2 separate regions of the Homo sapiens genome follow, and region 2 is linked to region 1. Evidence: chromatin contacts called from ENCODE Hi-C or POLR2A ChIA-PET data. All regions are on one chromosome and are shown on one strand. Each heading gives the region's core, a stretch centred on a gene start or an enhancer-like site at or near the end of the contact. The rest is flanking DNA. Distances are from core to core; before and after follow the strand shown. Region 1 overlaps PIP5K1B (phosphatidylinositol-4-phosphate 5-kinase type 1 beta). Region 2 overlaps PIP5K1B (phosphatidylinositol-4-phosphate 5-kinase type 1 beta).

Region 1 (5,560 bases), core at 2,062-4,561:
CACTGGGATGCTGGACTCTTGGAGGAACATGTAACAGCAGCTTGTGGGTGAAGTGGGGGTTGAGAAACACACCTAGGCAGAAAGATATGGAGAAACTGCAATTGTGCCTGCCTACCTATGTCTTTTAAAGTCTTACACTGTAGGGCCAGAAAGGACCTGTAAGATGGGCTTCCCTGAAGTAAGAAATGATCAGGTATCTTTAGGTGGAATCTTTTCACATTACGGTAGTACCTTTCTTGCCATAACTCCACTCACTCTTCTTTTGATGGGGAATGAATGGAATATGTTCATGGCTCTTTTCACCATTCTATTAGCTAGCTGGCCTTTCCTGAGTACTTACTGTAGTCCAAGCCTTGTACAAAATTACTTACTCTTGATTTACATAAGATGAAACTGGCCCAGAAAGACAAATCAGCTTATCCAAGGCTACACAGTGAGGAGGTGGCAAAGCTGGCCCTTGAACCTAGATCTGTTAACCCTGAGTCCATGCTCATAACTGTCATACCTGATGTCATAACCCCACATAGAATTACAGAAATAGCAGCTTTGTAGTTTTGTGTTTCAGTTTAGCACAGGCCCAGCTAAAATATGTGGCTACTCCAACTGCTTGTTTATTGGCTACATGGGCCTGTTTCCAAGCAATACCAAGCCAGCTTCTACTCTTTTAATTTGCATTCTCCTTTGACTGGCAAATCCATGGTTAACTCTTTGCCCATAGGTGTGGAGATGGGTCAGGGCCAAAGTCAAACCTCTGCTCTACAGAGTTCTCCAGGGGCATATCACAGCCCTCTGCCATGTCAGGTGCACAGACACATGGGCACTAATTGAAAAGGTGTCCTATATGGGGCCAAAGTGGAAAGGTTTCACTATAACATTGGGAATCTTTAGAATAGGAATTAGAATCTAGGCTGTTTACCAGCTTTAAGTAAAACAAGATTAGGACAACCAACCTCCCCTCAAAGAAACCCTCAGCAACCTCCACCCTCTCATCCATCCCTTCTGGCCTAATGTTATCCCCACCTACACACACACACACACACACACACACACACACACACACACACACACACACAAAACCACTGCTGTTGTTGCTGATTTAGGGAATGAGAGGGGATGATTATAACTCCCTTAAAAAGGTGGAAACCAGCATGGAAACTTAATATACTCTGGAAATATCAGTGGCATACAAGATCTGGTTGTTATCTTTTACCGCCTATCCCAAGAGACTGCAAACCTTTCTTTTTCATCCCACCAACTGACCTCTTCAGTTTTAAAAAGAAGAATGTATTTAGCTAAGGAGGGGAAATAAACCAGCATCTCTCAGTGCTCTGATAGTGTTCACTGGGCCACTCGTCACTATTCTGCAGTTAATTAATTCAAGAGATAAATCTCTGACTTCATAAGACAGGAGGACTTAATTGCTATCCATTTACCCAAACAAAAAGAAAAAAATAAAAATGAAGCTTCTTATTGGGGTAGGGATCACTGGATGTTTTTTCCCACTTGTGCCTCAATTTTGGTCCTGCAGTTTTTTTCTTGATATATAAAAGACATAATGAGGACTATAATAAATGGTAGTGAAACAGGCCTAGAAGAAATCAAAATAGTTTTTCTCTTCCTTTCAAATCTCTACCAGTTTAATTCTTCCTCCTCTTAATTTTCATAGTAAGCTGTAAGGGTTGATGATAGGGAATTATACATACATGTATTATATCACAGATGTCATTATCTATGTTAGAGGAATAAATAACATTTACGAAATAGAAAAGCAAAGCTCAGGGATCCAAGGTTTAGAAGGAAGAAAGGGGCAGGGTAACTGTTGCTAAATGAGATGGAATCATACATAGAACAAAAACACTTTCAAATTGACGATGCAGTGATTTTATAGACTGACAGTGAGAGGCATCACTTGCTGTGACTTGCTGTTTACCAATCTCAAATCATTTTTCCATATGCCAGCCCTAAACACTCCTTATAGAATAGATCCAGCAGATGTAAGGACTAAGGAATGACATCAAGAAGGGATGAGGAAAATGGCTTCTCTCTAAATTCATAAGAATTTAGAGGCCAAGCTGTCTTTTCTGAAAGAGTGGGGGTGAAGACATCCCTCCTTTAATAATTGAGTTATTTTAAATGACTGGCATAGCAATTGTTTACAGTACCATGTGCTTTGTAGTTCTGGCCATATTTCTGGAAAACCACAGAAGAACAATGCCAAGAGAATTTTAAACAAAACAATCTGAAACATTAATATCAGTATTTACCTAAAGGGGCTTTAAAATTTAGAATGTAGGTGTTTCCTGGGTAGAAAAAGACTGGTTTTGAGTATTTGAAGACTCTAATGCAATGACTTCCATTGAGATATTTTAATACACATATATTTTATTGTGTTAAGTGCTTATTTTGTGTAAGATTAAGTTATTTGCAACATTTATTTCTCACCATAACCCGTATATTACCCCCACAGATGAGGAAACTTAAATTCAGATGGATTGTACATATGAAAGATAAATCCTAGATCATGTTTTACAAAAAGACTATTAAATGGAACTCTTCCTAAATGTGTACATAGACTAACATACACAAAGTTCATTTACATGTTTTTCAAGAATCTCCATAACCTGGGTAAAGCACTGAAGGTGGGGGATAATTTTGAATATTATGCATACTTTCAAGTTGGGATTAAGCATTTTTTGTCCATGTAACCTCACGTTTCAAGATCTAGGATTACATTGTAGTCAAGATGCTATTTTCCCCCCTACACACTTTCTCTTTTAGAACAGTGGAATACAGTTTCCAAAATCCTCTATTTCTGAGCCCTGTACATTTAAACAAATAAAACAGCCACGTTAGGCCTTCAGCTTCTCCCACCTGCCTGCAGCTCCCACGCTCCAAACTCACTGGCTTTTCCTCCCTGGCCTTCGGGATCCCTATCCTCCTTTCCTCATAACCTTTAAAATTACTATGTTTCTCCTGTTCCCGGAGGCCAGGATCAGCCCTTCCGCAAGGAAAGCAACTAAGGTCTTCGGAAGAGATGCACTCTCCTCCAAAACCCAGCTGGCTACCCAAGCTGCAGATAGGATGAAAGAGAACCCCCACGGCTCCACGGCTCTGGCTCTAGGCTTCTAGCTCTTCTTCTACCAACCAACTTTTTGACCAAAGGTAGAAAAAGAGAAGTATTCACAGACAATGACTGTGGTCCTGATTTCATAAGCCCCACCATATTAATTTACAAACATGGACAGACATTTGGGATCACCAACACGCAGCACAATCAGTTTCAGGCTCCTTCTGCCACCAGGGGGCTGTGAGACTCTGAGACAGCTTCATTATAGCACGGGGGCTCACTTTCCTCCTCTAGAAAATGAAGGCAGCTGGCTTAGAGAATTGCCAAAATTTCTTCCTCCTCTAAAATTCTACACGATATACGACTTTCTGATTTCATTTATTTTTCAGTATAGGTGGTCACTGGAAGCCACTTGTTTTGTATGATTTAACATATTTCATTCCACCATTTTCTAGATGTCTGTTTTTTTTTCCCTCCCACTTACAGTTGCTGCTCTAAAAATGCAACAGAAAGTAATTGTATTTTGCCTTCTTTGGATTACAACTCTTAGAGACCGATACTGAGAAAGGAGAACAGGCAGTCATTTTTCTCACAAGTGGAGCAGGAGGAAGCAGCCTTGCTTCACCCATGTGCAATTTCCAGGAGTACCAGCTGGGTAGAGGCTGGGCTGCTGCTTATTTCTGTTTAGTCCTTTTCTCTTGAACTCTGAGAGAGCGTTATTAAATTGTTTTGGTTGTTGCCCAGGTCATAAAAGTTGGTGTCAGAGCTACCAACAAACACCTTTGGCTCTCCCCCATTAGATCTCCCCCATTGGATCTCCCCCACTGGATCTCCCCCATTGGATCTGGCCACCAGACTCGGACATCTTTCTGGGCTGTCAGGTGATGGGCCTGTTCTCAGCAGGTTTCCAAGAACCCCTTGACTTGATCCCAACAAGCCAGTCTTCTAGTGGCCCAGTCCCAAATGCACGATTATTGGCTCCTGCTGCTACAACACAAGTGGAAGTGCCCGATGCATAGTTGATTGCTCAATAGAGGGCTGCTTCCTTCCCCCTTGGTTCCCCCTTCCCAGGCATGATTAGAGGAAACTGTGGTGGGTTTCTGCAGCCCAGACCTCTGACCCCACACTCTTTCCAACAACGCTAACCTATCTGCCATCTAACTACAATGCCTTGCTCAGAGCTTAACTCAGTGTTGGCTGAATGACTGAGTAGATGATATTGAATGAATGAAGATCATCTCAATGCCAAGCTTCCATGAGCCTATGGACACATAACCCCTACTGTAAGGCCTCTCTCTTGTTTAGGCCCTGCAGCAGCCAACTTTCAAGATGTACACAAGTAATCAGTTATCAGTCTAAAAATGTTTTGTTCTCTTACATGTTTCTTGAGTCCGTTGCACAAAAGGCCTGGCCAACTACTGACTTTATCTTCACCTCCAGTATTCTGTGCTTCCTCTAACAACCTCTGCCTGTCTCCTGAGCCACACATCCAGCTTCCCCTCTTCCCAGGCCCATGTTGGCAGGGCCCGTGTCTGTGCAGAATCCGTTCATCTTTCTCCCAGTACGAATATCAGATACTTGGCTCCAGAAGGTTACAAGAAGGGTTGCTTGGAAACAGGTTGGCTTGTAAAAGAAACCTGGCATGGTATATGGCTGAGGGGAATTTTCTACAGTCTCGTTGGGTAAGGAAATAGGTTTTCCCAACAGGAGTAGAGTGGCTCACTCTCCGAATTTAAGTGAGTGAAAGAGGCCTCAGTCTCCTCCATTTACCACCACCAACCGGGGCTGCCTGACAGAGGGATGGGTGGTCCTGATGCTGGACTTCCAGTTGCTGATACTTAACGGGCTTGCCTGGTTATGATGTGTGGCCATGGAGGGGAATCACCTTGCCATCAGCCCTACACAATAAGCATGATTGGAAATACTTGTGTCTGTATCCCATGATATAATTTCTTTGGAATGTAACCACCTGGCAATGGGGAAAACCCCCAAATATGGAAATTTTTTTTCAAAAATTTAAAAAGGAACAAGGAAATACAAATCATTTTTACTACATTGGTCTGTGAGTAGAACATGGCGCTGAGGGAAGGCTCTAGCAGCCTCCTAGTCATTTCCTCCCTCCTTGGACTCTTTTCCTTTTTCAGACACTGCTGCCATAGCGGTCTTTGCCAAGACTTGTCCATGCTGAGGCCCAATTCCTCCCCTGGCATAGGGTTCCCTGACTGGGGCTGCTTGTGTAAAGAATGGATCAGGGTAAGGCACTCCTTAGTTCTTTGTATTCACAATCACCTTTAAAAATTCTATGTTTGGTTATCTAAGCTTTATCAGGACCCCAAAGAAAAACAATACATAAAAATCCTCAACCATAGGACCCACAGACGTGAAGGGCAGAGGGAAGCTGGTTTTTAACTCTGGTCACTGAGAACAGAGATCTGAGACAGCAAGTGTGGAAGCAATACTGGGACCACCTTGGCTCACTTCAGTTCACAGACT
Region 2 (5,560 bases), core at 1,657-4,156, 140 kb before region 1:
CTCTTTTCCAATTAACTACCCTTTTTTACAGTCATTGCTGCTAACATTTTAGAAATTTGTCATTGCAGAAACAAAAGTAGTGTACGCAAATGTGCCTAGGAGCTTGAAAATAATTACAGAATACCCACAAAAACAAATATGGTATATGATGTTTGGTGTTAGCTGTGGAGATCTTTGTTCTTTTGGGAAGAGTAACAATGAACAGAAAGTTTTGAGGAAAAGTAAGCAAAATATGCTTTCTAAAACAACATATTTAAAACAATGGATATTAAGATTGAACAATGAAAATAATGCTACTTAAGCTTCCAACAATTTAATATTTAAACCAAATTATACATATAAAAGAATTTGGGAGAATATACAGCCCTAAATGAATAATCAGGCATTTATACAGTAAAGTACCATTAAATGTATTCTGAATAATCTGAAATTATTATTGTCTTGGTATTGAGTGTAAGCTACATAACCAATTAATTAATCTTTCTATTTGTTATCCTCATTATGCAGGATCTACCAAGTGAGACCACAGCACAGAATGGCATGTTACTTGCCTAAAAATCTTAGATTAGATACTACCTAGCACCCAAAAAAGGATGAGAATACATTTTCAGGAAACAGGCACCTGAGCTGAGAAAGCATTAACAGGCAGAGCATAAGCTTTGGAATCAGATGAATCTGACTTTCAATTCTGGCTCTTGGACTTAGTTGTATGTGATACTGGGTAAGTTTCTTAACCCTTCTGAGTAAGAGCTCCAGTTTCCCATATGTAAAATGAGAATAATAATACAGAACGAGTAGGGTTGTTGGAGTGATTTGTGGTAATGAATGTAGGATGCAAATATTTAGTTATTTAATTTGTATTTTTTAGAGACAGGGTATTGCTCTGTCATCCAGGCTGGAGTGCAGTGTTGCAATCTTGGCTTGCTGCAGCCTTGGACTCCTGAGCTCAAATGATCCTCCTGCCTCAGCCCCCAAGTAGCTGGGACTAAAGGCATGTGCCACCATGCCTGGTGTTTCTTTTTAAAATTTTTTTGGTAGAGATGAGGTCTCCCTATATTGCCAAGGCTGGTGTCAAACTCCTGGGCTCAAGTTATCATCCCAAAGGCCAAGAGTTTAAGAGTCTGGCTGCCTGCCGATGTGCTGCACCATTAAGTTTTGCCACAGTTCTCTCGATTCAGACTGTCTGAGGGCTAATTGCACACAATTTGCAACAAGCCACACAGGCCTGTAATGCACTGCCATTACAGGCATGAGCTACTACTGCTCCCAGCTGCAAATAGTTATTGAGTATCCATGTATGCACACTGCACCTAGAATGGATTCTAGCACCTAGAATACAGAGATCAAATTTTAAAAGTCTGTGCCTGATGGAACTTACATAGTATTAAAGAAGACAGACAATGAGATAAGTATTTAAAATATGTATTATGTTGGTCAAAAGTGCTAAGGAGAAAAAAAAAACACACACACAGAAAAAAGATAGGAAGTGAGTAGCAGAAGCCAACTCCAAACAGCAAACTCTCCTTGCTCTGCCATCATAGGATCTCAGGCATGAGCCACATCCTCCACAGGACACTTATCAAGCCCTCCCAAGTGTCCCTGGGTGGGGACAGACACCTCTGATCAACAGTTCTCTCTAAAGATCACATTCTAACTGCCACTCTTTTCTTGGCCTCAATAACCTCTTTTAAAGGCTGGAGGTGGGTAGTCAGCTGAGGGCTGTAGAGCTGATTTTCTGCCATTCAAAAACCAGTTTTGACCTTTGCAAGTGCTATAGTCTCACATTTACTTTTGTTTTGGGCCTCAGCCAAAACAGATACTAAAAATATTTCAGTTTAACACTGTCACATTATTTTTAGCAAAGAGAGATTAGTAAAGGTTATATGCACTACTGAAGAGAAAGGTGTAACTTTCCTAATCAAGAAATGTTTCACATAGGACATAAAGTCTTACCTAGGCTCAAGAACCTATAAACTGTATGCAGGAGTATGTATGTGCATGTCCATTGTGGCTTAAAAAATAATGAAATGTAATTATCAAAAGAGTAAGGAGATAACGCAAGAATAAGTCATCTAATTCAAATAAATGCATCCATAGTCTACAGCAAAGTCTTCTCTTGAAGATGCCCCAAGCAGTAAAGGTAATATAATTTTTTTTTTTTTGAGATGGAGTCTCGCTGTCACCCAGGCTTGAGTGCAGTGGTGCAATCTTGGCTCACTGCAACCTCCACCTCCCGGGCTTAAGCGATTCTCCTGCTTCAGCCTCTCAAGTAGCTGGGACTACAGGTGCGCACCACCATGCCCAACTACTTTTTTTTTTGTATTTTTAGTAGAGATGGGGTTTCACCATGTTGGCCAGGCTGGTCTTGAACTCCTGGCCTTGGGCGATCCACCCACCTCAGCCTCCCAGAGTGCTGGGATTACAGGCGTGAGCCACCGTGCCTGGCCAGTAATATACATTTAAAAAAAGGATTTTCATTTAAATGTCTATGCCATTGATCAATTTAATATTCATTGCTCCTCAGTTCTGACTTTGGGAAGTATTCTTGCTTTTGTCCTGATATTTTTACTGCATTGTTGATTTCCTGGGCACAAGCCTATTTAGAATCAATTTCTAATTTATCTGGCTGAGAGTTTCCTAGGTTCTGTTTTAGGGGTCACTTAGAAGCAAGGATACCTCTCTTAGGAGGAATATCCTGAAAATCTAGTGGTCAGGTCAGAGTGCCCACCATTTCTCAGACTTGTGGCTTGGGAAGATCCAGTTACAGCAGCAAATTTACGTGACTGGGTTTAGGAGTCTGGCTGCCTGCCTAGGTTCTGCACCATCAAGTTTTGCCACAATTCTCTCGATTCAGGCTGTCTGAGGGCTAATTGCATGTAATTTGCAACAAGCCACACAGGAAACTGTTAATCTACTCAGCTATGTTCTTCCCTTGTAAAAACACAGAAACTGCCAGTACTCTTCCCGGGCTCTGTGCTCTGCTCTCCGAACAAGTCATAAACTTCTCACAGGTGAGAGCAGTACAGGAGGAGCGATTTTTCTTCCTGGCTGTCTCTCTAGGAGAAAACGTTAATGGCACCCTGATGCCACACAGGCCTCTGTCATTTACAGAAAAAAAAAAAAAGATTCTTTTGGTTATCAGCAACATTAGTTTGGCTTCATTGGAGAGCATTAGCCTGGCTGGACTGCTGAAAACAGTCATTGATAATTTTATAGCCTGGAACACTCTGATTTCTGTTTGCAGACCTAATGAGTGTTTTATAGCTAATTCTCATGAGAGCATTTGTTGAGGGAACATATGGTACTATCCACAGTTTTTGTCTTTTAAAAGTCATTCTCTCACTGCCTCAATTTGTTTTAATCGAAGTAATAAACATCATAATAAAGCACACAACACAGATGACTTCTGATGAAAAGCAACAACCTCCTGCCCTCCCCACCCCCACCCTCCGCCATTCCCTAGGGGCAGCAGCCCTTTTTGGGATTTCTCTTTTAATATTTTCTGGCGATTCCCTTCATGTCTTTTGATGAATCAGGGGTTAAAAGATTCTTAACCTAAGGTAGCATCCATTGATTCACTATGAGGGACATTTACCCTCTTCTACCCTGTGTCTTCTTCCAACATTTGCTATTTATATTTTATTTTGTAACTGTAAATAACATACCTAGTGAGCTTTTTTATTCCATCAACCACACACCGTATCCTTTAACTCCCCACATTATTTCATCTTTGTCCCTGCTTTCCCCTCTCACTTTATATTAGACACACTTAAAAAACACCGAACAACTTTTATCTCTACTTTGTCAGGGCTGTTCATATTTATATCCTATCTTGCAGCTATAACAAAATTGCTCCCTCTTTGTCCACAGATTGGCTCTAAAATTAGAAAATTGACACATAGAGTTTATAGTATTGTGACTATATAAATATTGTATACTGCCTGGCCAACAGTGAGTTAGGGTTATATTTCCCTCTCTGGGTTCAGAGTCATAATTGCTGGGTCATGCAAAGAAAAATGTTTCCCAAATCAAAGTTAAATGGAGTCTTTTTTTTGCCCCCTAAGTTTGCTTAAATTCATGCCACATTTTAGGCTGCTTCATGTTAGGAGGTTTTTGCCCTTCAGAAACTGTCATGTGGGGAAGAAACCTCAGAGAATATCCAGGCGAAGGGCAGAGGCCTTGATACAAGCTCTGCGTCTCTGATTACTGGTTACAATGCTGGGCAAGTTATGACACTGAGCTCCTGGTTCCTCATCTGTGGGTGGGAAAGATGCCCAGCCCATCTCACAAGGCCAGCAAGAGGATCAGTTTGGATAGTACAAGAGAAAGAAAGGCCAAGAGAGGGTAAAGCTCTTTGGGATAAGCAAACAGGAGTATCAACAGGACTCTTACCTCTGAGACTCTGCCTGTTTTCATGGGGCTTTGATGAGGTCTGCTTGCATAGACAGATTTATCGTAAGACCTTGGAAAGAATTCCTTTTCTGCTCTTAGTTTAGCTACCAGAACATTAACTGATAACAAATGTAGACAGGAAAGCTCTACCTGCAGAGAACACCCACAAATACAGCCTGGTCTCACTTAATGGCTGCAAAGACTTGTTTAGTACCAGAGCCACACTCTGCTTAAGGGCAAGCCCATTCCAGCGTGACCCAGGCGCTTCTGAAGTGATGGTCAAACCAACACCTTGTGCCCCACTGGGAAAAAGCTCACCTTTGGTTGGGGCAGGGAGTGGGTGAGGATACTACAGGGTGTGGAAATTCTCAAGCACTAGCACTAGCGCTCCTGCTGCAGCCTGGACAGTATCAGCGTGTGGCACATCTCATGCTCCTGCCAGGACAGAGCGGCTCCTTCATGCTCAGCCCTTGGCTGAGTGTGTGGACACATCTACAAAACCCCCCAACACGGACCCAGGGAAGTAGAAAAGCTTTGACCACAGTCACTGCACCCAGAATGCTTAGCCGCCTGCCACCATACAGGAGGCTTTCAGAGATCTGCTTGTTTCTGCCTTTCTCACTTTCAGCCCTGAGCATGGCTGCTGCTCTTCCCCACTCTCCCACTTTTGCTATTTTTAGACAAGGAGACTGCCTGTTTCTAATGAAGGCAGCAGAGCAGCAGGCTCTCTCCTGGTATCAACCGATGGCTCCCCTCCCCGCAGTGAGCACCAGAAGCAGGAAGCCTGCTGCAGGCACAGCTCAGACAGCAGCACTTAGAACCCATAGGCAGGAAGAGACTCAAACAGTGTGTTTCCAGGTTTATTCATTGTGAGGACAGAAGCCACAATGGCTCAGAGAACTGGCAGTGACTGAGCTCCTGCCATGAGCAGCCTCAGAGGTGAGAAGAGGGCCTCCTCTCCCTTTGAGGGGAGTGACTCTGTGTGTGATAGGATATAAATATAAAAAGGGTTCCTCCTTTTTAAAGAGGAACCCTCATCCAAGTTCAGGGACCTTTTTCACCGTATATCGCTATGAGATTTGTTTTTCTTTCCAATATCATACCCCAACATGTACACACACAAGCACAGGTGTAAAGCTAGCAGGCATCGTTGACTGTGATGTTTATA

Evidence for each region. Hi-C counts contacts between places; a loop is a spot of excess contacts on that map. ChIA-PET counts read pairs that join two places held with the same protein, here RNA polymerase II (POLR2A). Pooled maps may share reads with other maps.
Region 2: a loop to region 1 is called in a map of CD14-positive monocyte, with 3 times the contacts of the local background. The contact joins two enhancer-like sites. A Hi-C loop is called at or near these places in 13 of 168 maps with a recorded cell type or tissue (CD14-positive monocyte, CD8-positive, alpha-beta T cell, GM12878 and 9 more), 30 of 37 single-sample maps with no recorded cell type and 19 of 50 pooled maps. POLR2A ChIA-PET finds 5 or more read pairs at or near these places in 4 of 52 experiments (H1, K562, WTC11 and 1 more).

What each region holds. Positions count from the first base shown.
Region 1 is chr9:68,842,927-68,848,486 of GRCh38, reverse strand. All of the region lies in intron 4 of PIP5K1B (phosphatidylinositol-4-phosphate 5-kinase type 1 beta), which reads right to left. Among named protein-coding and RNA genes, the nearest start is that of PABIR1, 66 kb to the right of the region's middle. RefSeq lists an enhancer at 491-670. Within about 2 kb of position 3,311, at least 7 of the 41 ENCODE cell types and tissues checked have a DNase peak (open chromatin) inside an H3K27ac peak, as active enhancers do; they include GM12878, where a contact is called at or near this core.
Region 2 is chr9:68,979,362-68,984,921 of GRCh38, reverse strand. All of the region lies in intron 14 of PIP5K1B (phosphatidylinositol-4-phosphate 5-kinase type 1 beta), which reads right to left. Among named protein-coding and RNA genes, the nearest start is that of PRKACG, 32 kb to the left of the region's middle. Within about 2 kb of position 2,906, at least 4 of the 41 ENCODE cell types and tissues checked have a DNase peak (open chromatin) inside an H3K27ac peak, as active enhancers do; they include GM12878, where a contact is called at or near this core.